Linked DNA regions of Mus musculus: region 1 is linked to region 2. A link is a loop called in an ENCODE intact Hi-C map of the cell type or tissue named here. Cell type or tissue: left cerebral cortex. All regions are shown on one strand.

The links. Hi-C counts contacts between places; a loop is a spot of excess contacts. Peaks named below come from ENCODE experiments on the same cell type or tissue, not always from the same donor. Only the 100,000 strongest peaks of a DNase experiment are listed, where the experiment ranks them.
Region 1: it touches region 2 in a loop (2.5-fold over the local background); 2 of 42 quality-filtered maps call a loop at or near these places.

The regions. Positions count from the first base shown.
Region 1 is chr3:85,526,958-85,534,957 of GRCm38, reverse strand. It overlaps Gm3740. Among named protein-coding and RNA genes, the nearest start is that of Gm31419, 39 kb to the right of the region's middle. In left cerebral cortex, no CTCF peak of the experiment used is centred here; DNase peaks (open chromatin) are centred at 3,388, 4,036, 4,140 and 4,642; H3K27ac peaks cover 5,533 bases.
Region 2 is chr3:85,140,461-85,148,460 of GRCm38, reverse strand. No RefSeq gene overlaps it. Among named protein-coding and RNA genes, the nearest start is that of Gm31096, 22 kb to the right of the region's middle. In left cerebral cortex, no CTCF peak of the experiment used is centred here; DNase peaks (open chromatin) are centred at 727, 3,171, 3,841, 4,818 and 2 more places; H3K27ac peaks cover 5,349 bases.

The DNA of each region.
Region 1 (8,000 bases), 390 kb before region 2:
ACAATGTCCATAAACAGAGATCCGTCACCAGACAAGCACAGGACAAAACCCTAAACTCAAGCATAGTCTCTGTGGAGCGACTATTCTCAGGAGCGAGAGTCAGTAGTTTGTGAACCCTAAGGAGACCAAGCATAGTCAGAAGAGTGGGAGGAAAAAGGGGAGGGGAGGAGGAGGAGGAAGAGGAGGAGGAAGAGGAGGAGGCAAAAGCTAGAGAGGAGGAACCCTAGGAGAAAGGAGAAGGTAGCGCCATATGTTATCCCAAGTAGTCCAGAACTTTTAAGCACAGAAACAGTATTCTGAGTTTCTATAGCTTAGTGCTCCTGGAATGGCAATGGGTCATGAAAAATTTCTAACCAGAGGAGGGACAGGGTGACACCCTTCCCCTAGCAGAGAGCAGTAGACACATTGCACTGTCCATTGACCTTGGAAACTTTTAGCTCTGTCATGGGTTCTGGGTCTCTCCACATTTCTGAGCAATCCTTCAAGATTCTCAGAGATGCCTGTGAGGGACTGTGGAGGGCGAGTGGCATGAGGTCACACTGCCCTGGCCCTAGCTGGGAGAGGATCACATGTAATTAAAGCAGCCATCCGATTCCCTGCAAGTGTCCCAATCCTGATGTTCTCATTCTACTTTGCTTCTCTTAGATTGTGTCCACAACCCGTCCATGTCATAACAGCCAAATGACTGGGTCACGAATGAATGGTAGATGCTTTCTGCCAACAACAGGTAGACCATTTGGAAGATGTTGTTGAAGCTTCCACGTGAATCTCTTTTCCGCTGAAAGCCGGCCTAATTCTCTCTAAGGTTCACTCTCATTCCATGGCCCTTCTCTCCTTGATATTTCTTTACTGCACATAGCAGTTGCTATCTAAAGAATGCATAATAAGAATATATAATGTCTTTTAGTGGAGGTATTGTCCATTCCCCTGTTCATACATAGAATAGAAGCTTTATGGGGGCAGTGATGTTTAGTCCATTTTGTTTACGAAATGCAATTATGCCGTAGAGAATAATGTCTCACATAATGGAATGTGCTCAAAAACTACTTGTGGGTTGAATTGCTAAATTTTATAGCCATCTTGTGGACAGTTTTCTTATATACAATAGTATGTATTTGAAAGGTCTTGTCTGATTGGAACAAGAAAAACCTCCATAAAATTGCATACATAGTCTCTGGAGGCCATAAGGAGCCCACACACAGAGTAAGCTGAATCCACTGAGTGGCCTATGGCTAGACAGCCACAGGAAAAGACTCTTTGACAGTCTTAATGGTTCTTCTCAACTGAAGCTGAGGAAAGTTATCTTTCTTACTGGTCGAGGAAAGTATATGGCCTGTTATCTAGGACATGCCAGGTATAAGGGAAAGGGTCATTTCCCCATCAATACTTCCAACAGGTCATTTTTGAATACTCTTTTTTTTTTTAATTCGGTTTTTGGAGATGGAGGGCCTCACTATGTTGCTTAGGTTGGACTTGAACTCCTGAACTGTGGTGACTTGAATAAGAATAGCCCCCATAGACTCATATATTTGAATGCTTGGACACTAGGAAGGAACCCTGATTAACAGGTTTGGAAAGATTAGGAGATGTGGCCTTGTTGGAGTAGATGTGACCTTGTTGGAGGACGTGTGTCACTGAGGGTGGGCTTTAGGTTTCAAAAGCCCATGCCAGGCCCAGTCTCTCCCTTCGCTTTTAGATCAGGATGTAGCTCTCAGCCATTGCTCCAGTGCATGTGTGCTGCCATGCTCCCTGCCATGCTGGTGACAGAATAAACCTCTGAAACTGTAAGCAAATCCCCAGGTAAATGCTTTCTTTTATAAATGTATTGTATGGTCCGCGTGTGTGAACATGTTCACATGTGTATGGGTGCTTGCTTGCCATGCTGTCAAAGCTGTCTTTGTTGGTTGTGGGTGTCCCTCACTGTAGTCACCAAGGCAGGGTCTCTCACTTGAATCGTAATTATCATTCTGGGCTGGCTGAGCTAGCCAGCTTGTTCTGGGAATCCTTGTCTCTTCTTCACTAGAATTACAGGTGGGCTGCCATATCTGCCCAGCATTTAAATAGCTTCTTGGGCTCCAAACTCCAGTACTTACATTTACACGGTAAGCTTTTGTAACTACTGAGCTACCTCCCCAGCCCAGCCGTGGAGTGAATATACTAGAGTATTCAAGGCAGGTACAGTTCTGTGCACTGATGGCCCAAGTCACTCAGGAGACTAAAGTAGGAAGATTACTCTAGTTCAGAATTCCAGGACCAACCTGGGGAACATAATGAGAGCCCATCTTTAAAAATAGGCCTGGCTGATTGTCACTGCCCTAAATCTAGCTGCATGACTGCTTTGTTTTCTCTTGTGTTTTGTTTCTTTAGAAACTCGGGCATGCGTAATGAAAGCTCATGGGTTGCTAGTACTTGTGTAGCTGGGGTAGGGCAGTTCAGAGGCCTTTTGAATGTCCTCCTGGGCAGTCTCTGATCATATTTCCTATACCAGTCCCCTTGGCTGAAAATCCATTAGTCTCTTGACTTTTCATGCGAATTGAAATTGCTATATTGAAAATCATATTCCAAAGCTGAAGCAAAGTAATGCTCCTCTTTTACAAAGCCATCTCGTTGTGTTTACCTTGATGTTAACCGTGCTTTCTCATTTATCTGATACGTATTATTGTCTGGCAGGATATTGTGCCATATGTAATGATTATAATTTAGAAATGAAAACCACTACTTGTCTTCCTCCCTCCCCTTTGGTTGTTGCTGGCTCTGTGGATTTTTTTCCTCTCCCTCTCTGCCTGTAAACATCTATAAAATGAGTAAGAGTAAATGAATTACACAGGTGTAATCCCATTGAAGGTTCTGGAAACAGCCTTTAGCCTCCAGATCCAAGCTCTTACGGTCTGTGTCAGATCAGAAGTGCGAGATAGAATCACAGCTCTGTTATTCAAGGTTTGCTTTTTGCTAATTTTATGGGGAACATAAAAGCTAATGTAAAGCATCTGTCACATCCTTGACCCCCTTGAAGAAACCTGTATCCATGGCAGCCAGAAGCAGGGAGGAGGAGGAGATCCCCAGGTTTACACACAGCATCTCAGAAAAAAAAAAAAAAAAGAAGAAGTGCTTATCTCTTGAGTGTCCTTCCCTGCTGTGCCGATGCACTGATAAGGTTAGGGTTTCATTCTATCAAATCAGCACTCATTAATTGGGCTCATCTCCTCTTCCCAGTGCTAGAATTACAGCAGTGAACAAATCACACAAGAATCCTCCTGTCCCATCACCCGGAGCCCACTTACACTATGACTAAACAAGATAGAAAAAAATGTTGCACATAACAAGCTCTTCACACAAAACTGGTTAAGGCAAGAGTTAGGGGCCTAATCTTTCAAGGCTGCAGCTGGGCTTTTCCATTGAATAGGCTGGGTGCCAAAGACCTCACTGATAAAATGATGCTTGGGCAGATATCAGAAGGAGGGAGAGCCCCAGTGCAGATTTCTGGATGTAGAGACTCCCAAGCTTGGAGACAGCCTGTGCAAAGACCCTGAGACTGAGGCTTGGCAGAGGGAGTAGCAATACTCATGTGTCCCCAGTCAAATGAGAACAAAGGAAGGAACCAAGTGCATAGAGATTTAGAAGTCCGTGTATTATAGGGCTTTCTAGGACCAAGGAAGGCCCTGAGATCCTCTGGGAGGAGTTGGAAATCCCTGAAGAGTTTCAGATAGAGAAATGGTCCATTTCAAACAAAACACCTAACACAGCTTCATAAGAGTTAGGGAGTTGGGCTTTCAACGGTAAGACAGGCTGCTGCAGGAAAACCTGACAAGAGATCATGGTGGCTCGGAGGAAGGTGGCAGGTGGTGCTGAGATAGAGTTTACTGAGGTTGTAAGTTGAGGGCAGAGCCAATGGAATCTGCCAACAGATTGAGTGTGGGATCCCTTCACAGACCGATTCTCTGAAATCGTTACTTAAGGTGCACGAGGAGTTCTGGACGCCTCTTCCTGAGGATAGACACTCAGCATTACATCACTGGCCACATTTGGAATTTCTTTCTTTCTTTGCTGCGTTTTGTACTGAGCACATCTACAGCATTTGCAAGGCCAGAGAAATATCATTTCTGTGCCTTTCTGTTTTTGGACTGCAGATTCTTGCTGCCACAGAGAAGCATCCCTACAGAAGTGCTGCAATCCTCTTGGGTCCAAGAACAACACACACATCCATCCTTCTGCTCACCACTGCCTCCCTGCATCAATTATGCCTCCACCGTAATCTCCGATGTCTCCTTCCTCCAGACTCTGCTCCAAGCTGTAACTGATTCATGTTCAGCCTGATGCAATAATCTTTACACTGACTCTTCTGTTTTCATGCTTCCAGAAAACTAGCAGCTTGCAGCCAAAATTACCCTTGTCCAGTTTCATTTCCATCCACTTGCTGTCCCTCTGAGAGTCCTGTCTCTGCCTCTCTCTCTCTCTCTCTCTCTCTCTCTCTCTCTCTCCTCCCCCTTTCCCTCCCTCCTTTTCTCTCTCCCACTAAATTGAAATAGTTTAGCATATTCTTTGTACACACTCTCACCCTGTCCTTTTCATCTTTAGCACATACCTATGTAATTTTGGGTTCTCTCCGGCAAGCCACCTAGAGAACTGAGTACATCAGGTAAACACCAGGTATGAATCAGAAACACCGTCATCCGATTTTCTGGTTATCACTGCCTAGAATGTGAGAATGGAACACAAATAGTAAATAGGACCACAAGGGGTAATTCTTTACTCTGCAGACCTTAATTTTCCTTCTAAGTGTAATAAACAGCTGACCTGAGAGTGCATAGTCATTTCTGGAGCTTGATCAATACTTCTGGCTCTGTGACTTCAGATACACAAAGAGAATTGTATCTTCTGGTCCTTTTGGGGGTAGATGAAGCCATGAGACTAACTCTGGCTAATAATGTAAAAAGGTTGCATCCATCATGATGACTCCCCCCCATCCCTTGGTCACTGGTGGTGTTCTGATTTATTGAATGGCTCTGACATATAGCTCTTTTGGCAACCTGGCAAATATATGGCATAGCCAATAAACTTTTTTTTTGACTACTGAGATTTTAGGATTCTTACTACAGTATGATCTATGTCTCTCTTTTTTTTCCCCCCATGGTACTGGGAATCAAATACAGAGACACATCTATGCTGCTAGGTATATACTTTGCCACTGAGCTAAGCCCTGTTCCAACCTAGCCCATGCTAGCTTGATTTATTCAAGTTACCTGTTTCTGTAATAGGTACTTAAGAAGTGACTTTAAAGCAGATGAAACCTTGAATGAATAATAAGGCCTTGCCTAAGTAGGTATCAGACTGACTGATTCTAGCCCTGGAGGCCTTAGGAACTAAGGGAGTAAAAGGAAGATCAGCCCTGGCTTTAGGTAAGGGGAGATAACCTGATGGCAAACTCACATAAGACATCTATCTATAAGGGCTTTCTAGGGTTGGAACTCACATAAGACATCTATAAGGGCTTTCTAGGGTTGGAACTGAGCTTTCTTGCTTTGCCTCAACCAAGCAGCCACATAGCTGGGGTCCTATCTGCTCAGGAAGGAATTTCCATCACAGACGATGACAAGAAGTGAAGGCGGGAAGGGCCACCTGCTCTGCTTCATGACTTCCAGAGAGGCAAGTGCACATGCCCCATGACCTGTTCGCCCAAGCCTGTGGTACTGACACAAGCACGTGACTGTGGACAATGCCCGTGGACAGCTCAAGCAAGGTCAGGAGAAAGCCAACATTCTCGATGCCGTCTAAGTACCACAGAGTGGCAAAGAAATGACTTCTGCTTCCTGTAGAGACCATTAGCTAAATTGCAATATCTCATTCTTGGACTGCCTTTGCCAGGGTATTGTTTCTTGCTTTGAACCTGGGAAAGGGAAGGAAGAGGCAGGCGACCGTCTACCTCCCTCTTCTTTTCTATGAAACCCACTGTTTAGAAGGACGCTTTGTTTTTAATTGGCAGGGGGAGGCTAGTGAGAGCCGCTAGCTTTCTGCTTGTGTTATGATTTTGTGACAGTGTGAAGTCAATCTTTGAGCAGTTACAGCTCTCCAGAGCTGTCAGTAACTCAGAGACTTCAACTCTGATTAAAACTCATGACTAGAAGAAATTACCATAATTCGGTGACAGGCCCAGAGAGAAAGCCGTGATGATACGCATAACAGTGTGCCAGTGAAGAGGGCACCACGGCGAGTGCTTTACTTTAGTACCTAGGACTTTCCTCAGGGTTACCACTGGGGACCATCATCGTCTTGTCAATGAAAGTGAGCCAGTGTGTGCTTGGCCTGCCTCAGATACTCACCTTGGGGAGGAAAAGAGGTCAGGCATATTCACCTGCAGTGATTTTTCTATTGGACGCCATGTTGTGAAAACAGAAGCTATCTGACCTGTGTGGTGAAAGGACCAGCAGAGAACGGAATTCAAAGTTCCAGTCCAATAAGCCAATTAATTGTCTGAACCCCTCTGACCACCTATAACAAAGCCTCTCATGTCAGGGTTCTCAGAAACACACTATGCTGTTCCTTCTGTCACCAAGCTGTCCTTCTGCCCCCAGGCCACAACAGGCTGCTTCCTGTTACTCTACCCTGATTGGGCCCCTTGCATGCCTTTCACACATATCCATTCTTTTTAGGTGACACTAGGACCTTGGTAGGTTCTTTTGAGCTCAGCCACTAACTCTGCTAATGGCTTAAGGCCTGGGATGTTCTGGCTGCATCTTAACCATGAACTTTTCAGTTTGAAGCCCAAAGTATTAGAATTTAGCCTACACGGGTAGGCTGATTGATGTTGGGGAGGTGAGTCTGTCTGGGGGGAGGGTTCTAATCATACCAGGTAACTATTGTATCCCTCCAGTGAAATGGTGCAGTGCCCTGCTGGTGTTGTGGGACTGTGTAACTCTCTCTACTTCTGTTCAGTCAGATAGAATGTCACTTCCTCCACACAATCTTCCTTTATTAAAAAGTAGGTTGCACTGTGTGATGGCACTCTCTCTCTCAAGTATGTGTGTGTGTGTGTGTGTGTGTGTGTGTGTGTGTGAGAGAGAGAGAGAGAGAGAGAGAGAGAGAGAGAGGCAACATGTCTAAAAGATACAGGTAAACAGCTGTCAATAGTTCTGAATGTCTAAAAAAGCAATGGTCATTCTATTACTAGGTGGGCAAGCTGTATTGCAAGCAGATTTCCTCTGTTTAAATAATTATTTCAGTCTAAAGTCTCCATTTACCAGTGTTCATTTATGGACTAAAGTCTACACTCCGCTTATATTTTAGCATGGGAAGGACTCTGTTTTAATCACATATGCATATGAATACTTGCACAGACGTACACACAGAATGTTCTGTGAGGGTGATATTTTATATCAAGCCCAAAAGATTCTAGGATAAGTGGAAATAAGTATTTGTATAGAAATTTAACAAGTAAATATAAAAATATTGAGACTGTGAAAACTTTTGACTTAGCAATTCTACATCTAAGAATTTATTTTAGAGACAATTAGAGATGTTCAGGAAGAATTTTGTAAGGACAGTTGAGGAATTTCATTAGAGTACTATTAATAACAAAATATTAAAAATAATTAACACTTAATAATTGAGGGTTGATAAGAGGTACATTCATATAACATTGTTGAATTAAATACATATAACTTTTTTTACTTTTGTTTATTTTATGTCTATAAGTGGTTTTGTCTGTATGAATATGCATATGTGCATCATGAGTATGCAGTCCCTGCAGAGGTCAGAGGAGGACATCAGATCTCCTGGCGTTGGAGCTGGAAGGTTGTGAGCCGCCATGTAGGCACTGGGAACTGAACCCAGGTCCTCTGTAGGATCAACAAGTGTTCTTAACTGCTGAGCCACATCTAGAACCCCAACATAAACATTAATTTACAGGATTAGAATGTACACCAGGATCTCTGGTTACATTTTAATGTTTATGGCGGTTTTTAAATTTATTATTTGTATTTTAAACTGCTAAGGAGAATGATTAC
Region 2 (8,000 bases):
GCCCCTACTGCTTTTCTCAGGGCAAGATCCTAAGAGTGTTAGGGATCCGTCTATTGCTGCTATCTATTCCTAAAACCTCCCAGCCTGGGAAAACCCAAACTTCTGTTTGATAGAAGCATTCTAAAGTTTATATATGCTCCTTATGGGCCAAAGGGAACTTCTCTCCTTGACTTATTTTTAAACTGCAAATGTTAAATTAGCATTTTGTAAGACAGCTCTGACACACAAAAGAGTTGATGTAGTCTTACACAAGTCTGTTTTAAAGAGAGGAAAATGTGTTTTCCTCAGCAAGCCACTAAAAAAAAAAAAAAAAAAGTGATCTTGAAATCTCAGTGCCGAGAGCATCCTTATAGAACATCCAGTCTAATGTTTGTCTTTGTTTTGTCTCCATTTTAAGCATCAGATCCAGGTTTCAAAAAGCAACCCTTTTGTGATGTTTGAGTAGGCAAGAGATGGAAGCTGAGCCTCTTTGAAGTGGGCAGGCAGGCCTTGAACTGCTCTCCTGGGCTCCTCCAGGAGGCCTGGGGCTCCAACGAAATCTAGAATGAAAACCACCCGCCCTCCCCAGTTGTTTACTTCCCAGATTTATCTGACAAACTGCCACGGTGAAGGTTGAGCATTTCCTAATGATATGGCCAAATCTCCTGCTCTGTGACCCATAAACTCTGTGTGTGTCAGCAAGCGGGTCATGCTAACCTCCTTTCTCTGGCTGACTCGTTGGGCTTCAGCACAGCTTCTCGCTTAACCAGCTCTCAGTGTACGATGCCGGGAACACCTGCATCAGCGTAAGCGTAAGTTATGCTAAGCAAATTCCAGGATTTTAAGTCAGACCCATGGATCAGGACAAAAGTTCTAGAGCTAAGGTTATTGGCTTTGCCAAATATCCATATATTTTGAGTTGCTCACGAGTCTCGGTGTGCTTTGGGAAGATTTCCTACGAAGTCTGGTGCAACCGAGTCAAGTACAATAGGCTGGGGAATGGTTCCTTTGTCTGTTTTGTTAAGGGTGTGTGTGAGGGGGTGCATGTTCACGCACTCTCTGACATAAAGGTGGCTCAAGGCTCAAACTTCTGGAAAACTGTCCTATCAAGCCCCACCATACACTCACCCTATCACATCCTAGACAGGAATCTCTCACAGAAGCATCCTAATAAATGCCAAAGTGGCCCGGGTGGCTCTCCTAGGAGGCTTTATGGAGAGAAGCAAGAGACAGATATGAGCAACCAAACTCCAGGTTTGTAAATATGGTTTTGCTAGAAACAAATGTGAGCTTTCTTTTTAATTTCTAACCTGGCTTGGCTTTGCAGCTCCTTGGACTCACTGCCATACTCTTTGAGCACATACCCTTGGAAGTTGGTATTGTATCTGTATCTGTATTTACTGCTTTACAAAGCAGTAAAGACACACAAAAATGGTACTGTGTACAACAATAGTTGTCTCTTAAGATAGATCATCCAAATTTGAAACAGATACAATACCAACTTCCAAGGGTATGTGCTCAAAGAGTATGGCAGTGAGTCCAAGGAGCTGCAAAGCCAAGCCAGGTTAGAAATAAAAAGAAAGCTCACATTTTACACTGAGAAGTTTCTGGATCAATCTGTGCCCAAACCAGATGTTTTGACTGGTAATTATTATGATGATAATTCATTTACTAGAAACAAAATGGGGCATGACTGTTTACTGATGCCTGCCTCCCCAGACATACAGAGAAGTAAGAAGAAAAATCTCAAAGGTTTTACTTGTGGCTAAAAGGAATAATTTTCACAATTAACCAGAAATAGGCATAGCAGTAAAATGGTTTGCCTTTACATTCCACACTAGTTGTAAACAGGGCTCCCTGCATCTCCTTGCATAGAAACATCAAGGTGTAGATAGCTGCCAGGGACCTGAAAATGCCTTCAGTTTGGGTTTCCATCTGAAAAAACAACAACAAAACAAAAACAAACAAACAAACAAACAAACAAAAAAACCACTGTTCTCAGAAATCCCTCAGGCTGTCAGTGTGGCATGAGACTTCTGGGTGCTATTCTTGTCTTCTGTCTTTCATGAGGAGCCCTTTCCAAGACTAAGAGATTATGGTGAAATGAAAGATACTTTCAGAAACTTACGTGGAGGCTTTACTGGAACAGAAGGGAACAGAGAGTTCATATCTCAGAGGACATATATAGCATGGCTGAAGCTCTTAATATGGCTAAGAATTGGCACTGATTGGTAAACATTGTGTTTGCAGCAAGTCACACCAACCAACACAAGGGGAGTCTTCAACCATTGCTGACTTGGGTTAATAGAGCCCAATGGATGGGGTGGGGCACACTTACCTGTGACACCCTCACACACACCCCAGAAAATCTATTTGTACCTAGATTTGTGACAAATATACACAAACTTAGCAAATATTATATAACATACGCCACACTGTACAGCTTAAGTCACAGCTGTATTTCTTCAACAGCAAAGCTGAAACTGTATTTTTTCATTTTAAACTTCGCTCTTTAGAAAGAGAAACTATGAGGTCTGTCAAATCAAAACCTTTATATTGTCTTAAAAAATGTTTTCTCCACTGATACCTCTTTGGACCTCCCTCATTGTCTGCCGTCTCTGCCCTTCCTTCGGGGTGGACATGCCTTTCCTGGGAGTTCCCCCGGAGTTGGAGTCTCAGCATTCCATCCGACAGGACGTTTGAATTCAGGACCAAGGACAGTGGTTCCTGCTCTCAGCTGCTCTTCCTTCAGACACATGACCTGCTCCAACAGGAGACATACAGACCCTATCCTTCCTTCAAAAACAGTAGCTCAGATGAACTTGCAGGAAGGGCTGCTTTCCGAGTGATGGTCTTCCTTCATTGTGTTTAACCAGAAAAGAACACATCCAAAGCCAGGGTCGGGGCCAGTAAAAGGGGGAGTTAATTCTACAGATGCAACAGCAGATCTGGGAAACAGGTTCTTGAGGACCTTTGTCAGAGTCTCACAGCCACGGTGACAGCCCACTGAGCGTGTCTCTAAAATCAGCTCATCAAGGCAATAAAGACCAACAACACAGCCCATCTGGACACATCTGGGCCAAGTGATGTCTCAGCAGTGGGCATCCAACTCTAGGTCGTCCTCAATGCTAGGAAACCTCTTTTTTTCACGTTCTGGAGCAACATGGGAGCACAGGCATCTCCTGGAATAATGTGCTCTTGTGAGATAGAACAGAAGCTAGAGAGGATATAAATACCCTGCAATTCTCTTAAATGCCCTTATTTATAGAAGTGAAAGTTGGAAACCAGGATTCTTGCTGCAATACGAAGAAAGTAGAAACTAAATAAAAATGAACATTTAGCATGTTATGGAAGGGTCAGAGCTCTCTTAGAAGGTGCTCTTTGCAACCACAAAGAAAGGAACTGTGTTCCAGTTTACTCCCCCACCTTCTCACACATGTGCACACATGTGCACACATGCACACACATGCCTGTATTCTTCAGCATCCTGAGGTCAAAGGAAAACAATAAGAGATTGCAACCGCTAGGTCACAACAGTTCCCTAGATTTATCTTCTTTATTTTATAGTGTTGGGGGGTTTCATGCACGTGCGTGTGTGTGTACAGGTACAGTGCACATGTATGCACTGGGAGGAGGGGTAAAGTTTGACCTCAAGAATCCTTCTTCAGGTCTTATCTATCTTTATTTTTTTTTTTTGAGCCAGGGTCTCTCACTGGCTGGGACCTCAATATATAGGGTAGACTCTTTGGCCAGCAAACTTAGGGATCTATCCATCTCTGTCTTCCCCAAGCTGAAACTAAAAATGTATGCTTCTATACTGCCTTCAGAGGTGGAGGAGGGGTGTCAGCATGTCCTCATTCTTAAGAAGCAAGAATTTCACAGTCCAAGCTCCTGCCCCCGTTTTCTCTGTTTAAGATGAAATGAGAACTGGATCTCAAGGGAATCTAGGATCTGCACCAAACCTGCCAGGGCTCAGGGACCGAGGTTCACGTTCCAGGTCTAGACAGGGTAATACAAAACCAAATAGAAAATGGTCATGCCTCAGCAGTACATGGAAGAGATTCCATACAGAAGGAACATGGTGACCTGGCCCTGTGACCCAGATAGGAATCTGCCCTAGCTTCCACATAACTGCTAAAGGCAGCCATTTGCCTCTTGGCTGGCCTCAGTGAACTCTATCTTCTTTTTCTTTCAACCAGGTTTCCCTGAGCACTTCATATGTTTAGCACCCAGGTCGTGCACTAAGAATGCAGGCAAATAAGAAGGGAGGCAGACCAGGACAACTGCATGTCACCATGTTTTGATTGTTACTTTAATAAAGAAAATAAAGAGGCTGCAAGATAGCTCAGTGAGTAAAGCCACTCGCAGGGTCTGATGATCAGAGTTTGAGCCCCAGAACCCACATAAAGTTGGAAGGATAGAGCCAACTCTATAAAGTTGACCTCTGACCTTCATAATATACTTATGGTATGAGTGCATATGGACCCAGAATCAACATGCTCCGAGCTAGATCAGGGACAGAAGCAATGGCCTTTGTCCAGACTGAGCCTCATCTATTTCTACACTCAGAAGGTCTGCCTGCTCTTATCAAGCCCACCATACTGAAGGGAGTCAGATTTTGAGCAGCATGCTGTCTGCATGAAGGGACAGCCAAGTAAGCAGGGCTGCTATGCATTGCCCGGGCCCATGATGCACAATAGCCCTTGGATTTCAGTATCGTCATAGAAAGCTGTGTTCTTGTGCCTAATAGATTCTGACCACCCCGACAGAAGAAGACCCTGTCATTCCCTTGGATTTGCTTGGAGTGATTTCTCTCAGGCTGCAAAAGGAACCCTAGGAACCGTCTCCTAGGGATGGATTGAATCAAAGCCCAATCATACTTACTTTTCCCTTCCAAAAGAAGATGTCCCCCTTGGGTCGCTTAAGGCACGATTCCCGTGCTTATTTACAGAGAGAATGTTCTGTTTCAGATAGCCAGGCGTTTTCTCTCCGAGTTGCAAAGCTGATTTCAGCCACCCAAGAAGTGTTATGAATATACAAACAATATATAAAGCTTAAAGAGCAGGCAAGGCGGTACCACACACCTCCCAACAAAGCTGGCTGTGTTGCAGAGGGGAGAGATGTGATCTTGCTCTCGGATAAAGCCCTCTTCTGCCATTTCACGAGACCTATTTCCCTAAGAACTCTCCAAAATTCCCTGTGTGGCATCACCTCTCACCTCTGACCTCAGAAGTCAGCAATACCCCTTAGTATAAAGACAGAAATTCTTTTCAGCCGTGCTGGCTAAATCCTAGGAGATTCTGGGTTGGGTGAGACCTCCTTCCAATCCCAGAGGGAATTGAATGAAGTCCTGTAGAAAAAAATTAAAATCCTGGACGGTCTCTATGGGGGCTGAAATGAACCATCCTATTCCCCAGCACCTCTCTGACGGTGAGGGTTAATTTATCACACGAAATCCAATCACTTCTTATAAAAGCAGTGCAGGTTTCATTTAGTTTGATGAGGTATATTGCAAGATTTCAGAAAATCAATTTTACTGAGAGCCATATTAAGCCCCAGGGAATATAACACTACATGTACCTCACATAAGTTTTTGTTATTACTCAGAGGATCACTGGGGAAATTATATACTTAGCCTGACGAAAGGTAATGGCTACCTTCATTGTCTTGGGTAACTCCTACCCTGCTTACCTCTGTGAAGTAACAAATAAAAATGGTTGGCCTACCTGAGCTTCCCAGAGCCTGGGGCATGATAACCACTGTGAGCAAGAGCGACTTGATTCTCCACAGAACTTAACTGCTCATAGTATGGGGCTTTACGAAGCAATGCTAAAAACAATGAGTAAGGAATAAGGAACGTAGACTGCATCTATTTTAACCCAAGCCCCGAGTTCTCTAGCTTGCACTCTCAGCAAAGCTCCTGAAAAGGGGTCCATGGTGGGCTCAAAATTGCTATCAACCAATATTCCAGGTTAATATTTCCACAGGCACACCTTTCATAGTCAGGAACTTTTCCACTGTGGCTAAGAACATTCCTAGCTATGCTCATCTGGTCTCTTGGAGACTTTTGTATCCAAGGCAATAAACCAAGCCATCTCTTTATGGGCACCCCAACTTGAAGCTAGTGGCAGGGACTGAATACTTGAGCCAACGTTTGTGATAGCTTCTTTCTCCAAAGGCCACTTCAAGCTAATAGAGGATGTAGAGTGGCTGTCGTAGGAGGGGTGGTGCTCTGGTGCCCCAGTTCTACAGAATCGGCAAGTACCAGGGCTGTGCCTATTTATCCTTGCCCTTGGACTATGTCGTCCAAGACGATAACATCTATCCATGTATAGCCATTGATTTGGCAATGGCTTAAAATCAGAAATCCAGCCCCATGGATACTCTAGTGATACAGGGTGAGTAGCCACTGTGTGGGACAGATATGAACATTCTCACCACCACACAGTGTTCTATTTGACATAGCTGTGTGACAATTCAGGTTGCCATCCTGTTCTAGGAACCTGGGAGCCATCACACAGGCGTGCTAGTCTGGTTCAGGTTGGAGTTATTTACCATTGATTCAGTGAAACATTTTCTAGCTCCTTCATCACTAGCATGAATGGAGGCCAGATATGACCTCTTTATGGTCTTTAGGTCAGGGTCGTTCTCTCCCATCCCACCAGAGACAGCCATGGGGAAAACTGAAAACTGGCTTTGGAAAGTAAATGAAGATGAAAAATATAAGCTTCGGGATAAAGTTCATAGTTTGGAAACTACAAAGGAGGTTTTCATCAACTGGACAGATACCCTATGCCAAGGGCCAGCCCCACTGTTATGGACTGGATTATGTCCCTCAATGTGTATGTTAGCTTTTTTTGGTACTGTAACAAATACCTGTGACAAATAAAATTATAAAGCAAAAAGGGAATTAGGAATATAATGATTAGGTAGGGCATGTGCTTGACATGCTCAAAGTACAGGATTCCAATATAACACACACATATTCATTCTCTCTCTCTCTCTCTCTCTCTCACACACACACACACATACACACACACACAGAGAGAGAGAGAGAGAGAGAAGAGGGAGGGAGAGGGAGAGATTTACTCAGGTTTACAATCTTGAAACTTTCTGGCTATGGTCAGTTGGTTTTTAGGCTTAGTGAAATTAGCATATAATGAGGAAGACTTTGGTAAAGTAAGGTGCTTGTCTCCTAGCCATGGAGAGAGAGAGAGAGAGAGAGAGAGAGAGAGAGAGATCATTATATCAACTAATGGATTTTCACCATTGTTAAATAATATCAAGTAAAAGGTCCTTTGGGGGACATTTCAGATCCAAATACAAAATCCTATATTAGGTCCTAATTCCCAGAACTTTGAATGTGACTATATTTGAAGTTTTTTTTTTTTTTTTAAGAAGTAACCAAGTAAACCAAGGTCATCTAGGTAAGCCACAGCCCCAAGTGACCACTGTGGCCATAAGAGGAGAGTGGGACACAGGGACACACACCAAGGGATGGCCATGAGAAGAGACAAGAGAAGCAACTAGAACACCCCACTAGCCAAAGAGAGAGGCCCTGGAGGAGTCCAGCCCTGCTGACCCCGAGATCCTGGCGTTCCAGCCTTCAGAACTAGGCTGCAATACATCCCCATCACGTGAGTCCCCAGACAGGGACACTTTCCCAGGGACCCAATATGTTTGCACCACGAGTTCTTCACAGTGTGGATTCTTCAAGGAACAAAACAGAGACCTGTGAGACTCGAGCTGTCAAGATCTCTTCAAATGCAGCGGGAGAGTTGTTTAGTTTACATTGCCCATCAACACAATTCCTACCTCAAGCATAACAAAGCAGCTGTTGCCGTGCAGAACTATTGTTCTATGCCTTTGCCTGCAGGGAAATTTGGGCTTTGAAGCAGCTCAAGGAGCCAGTAGGGCAAAAGAACGTCAGAAAGTGACAGACAAATTACCCATGAGGAAGGACAGAACATTTCAGAAAACTGTTTAAAAAATCATTCTGCCTCCATGGATACTATGCGGTG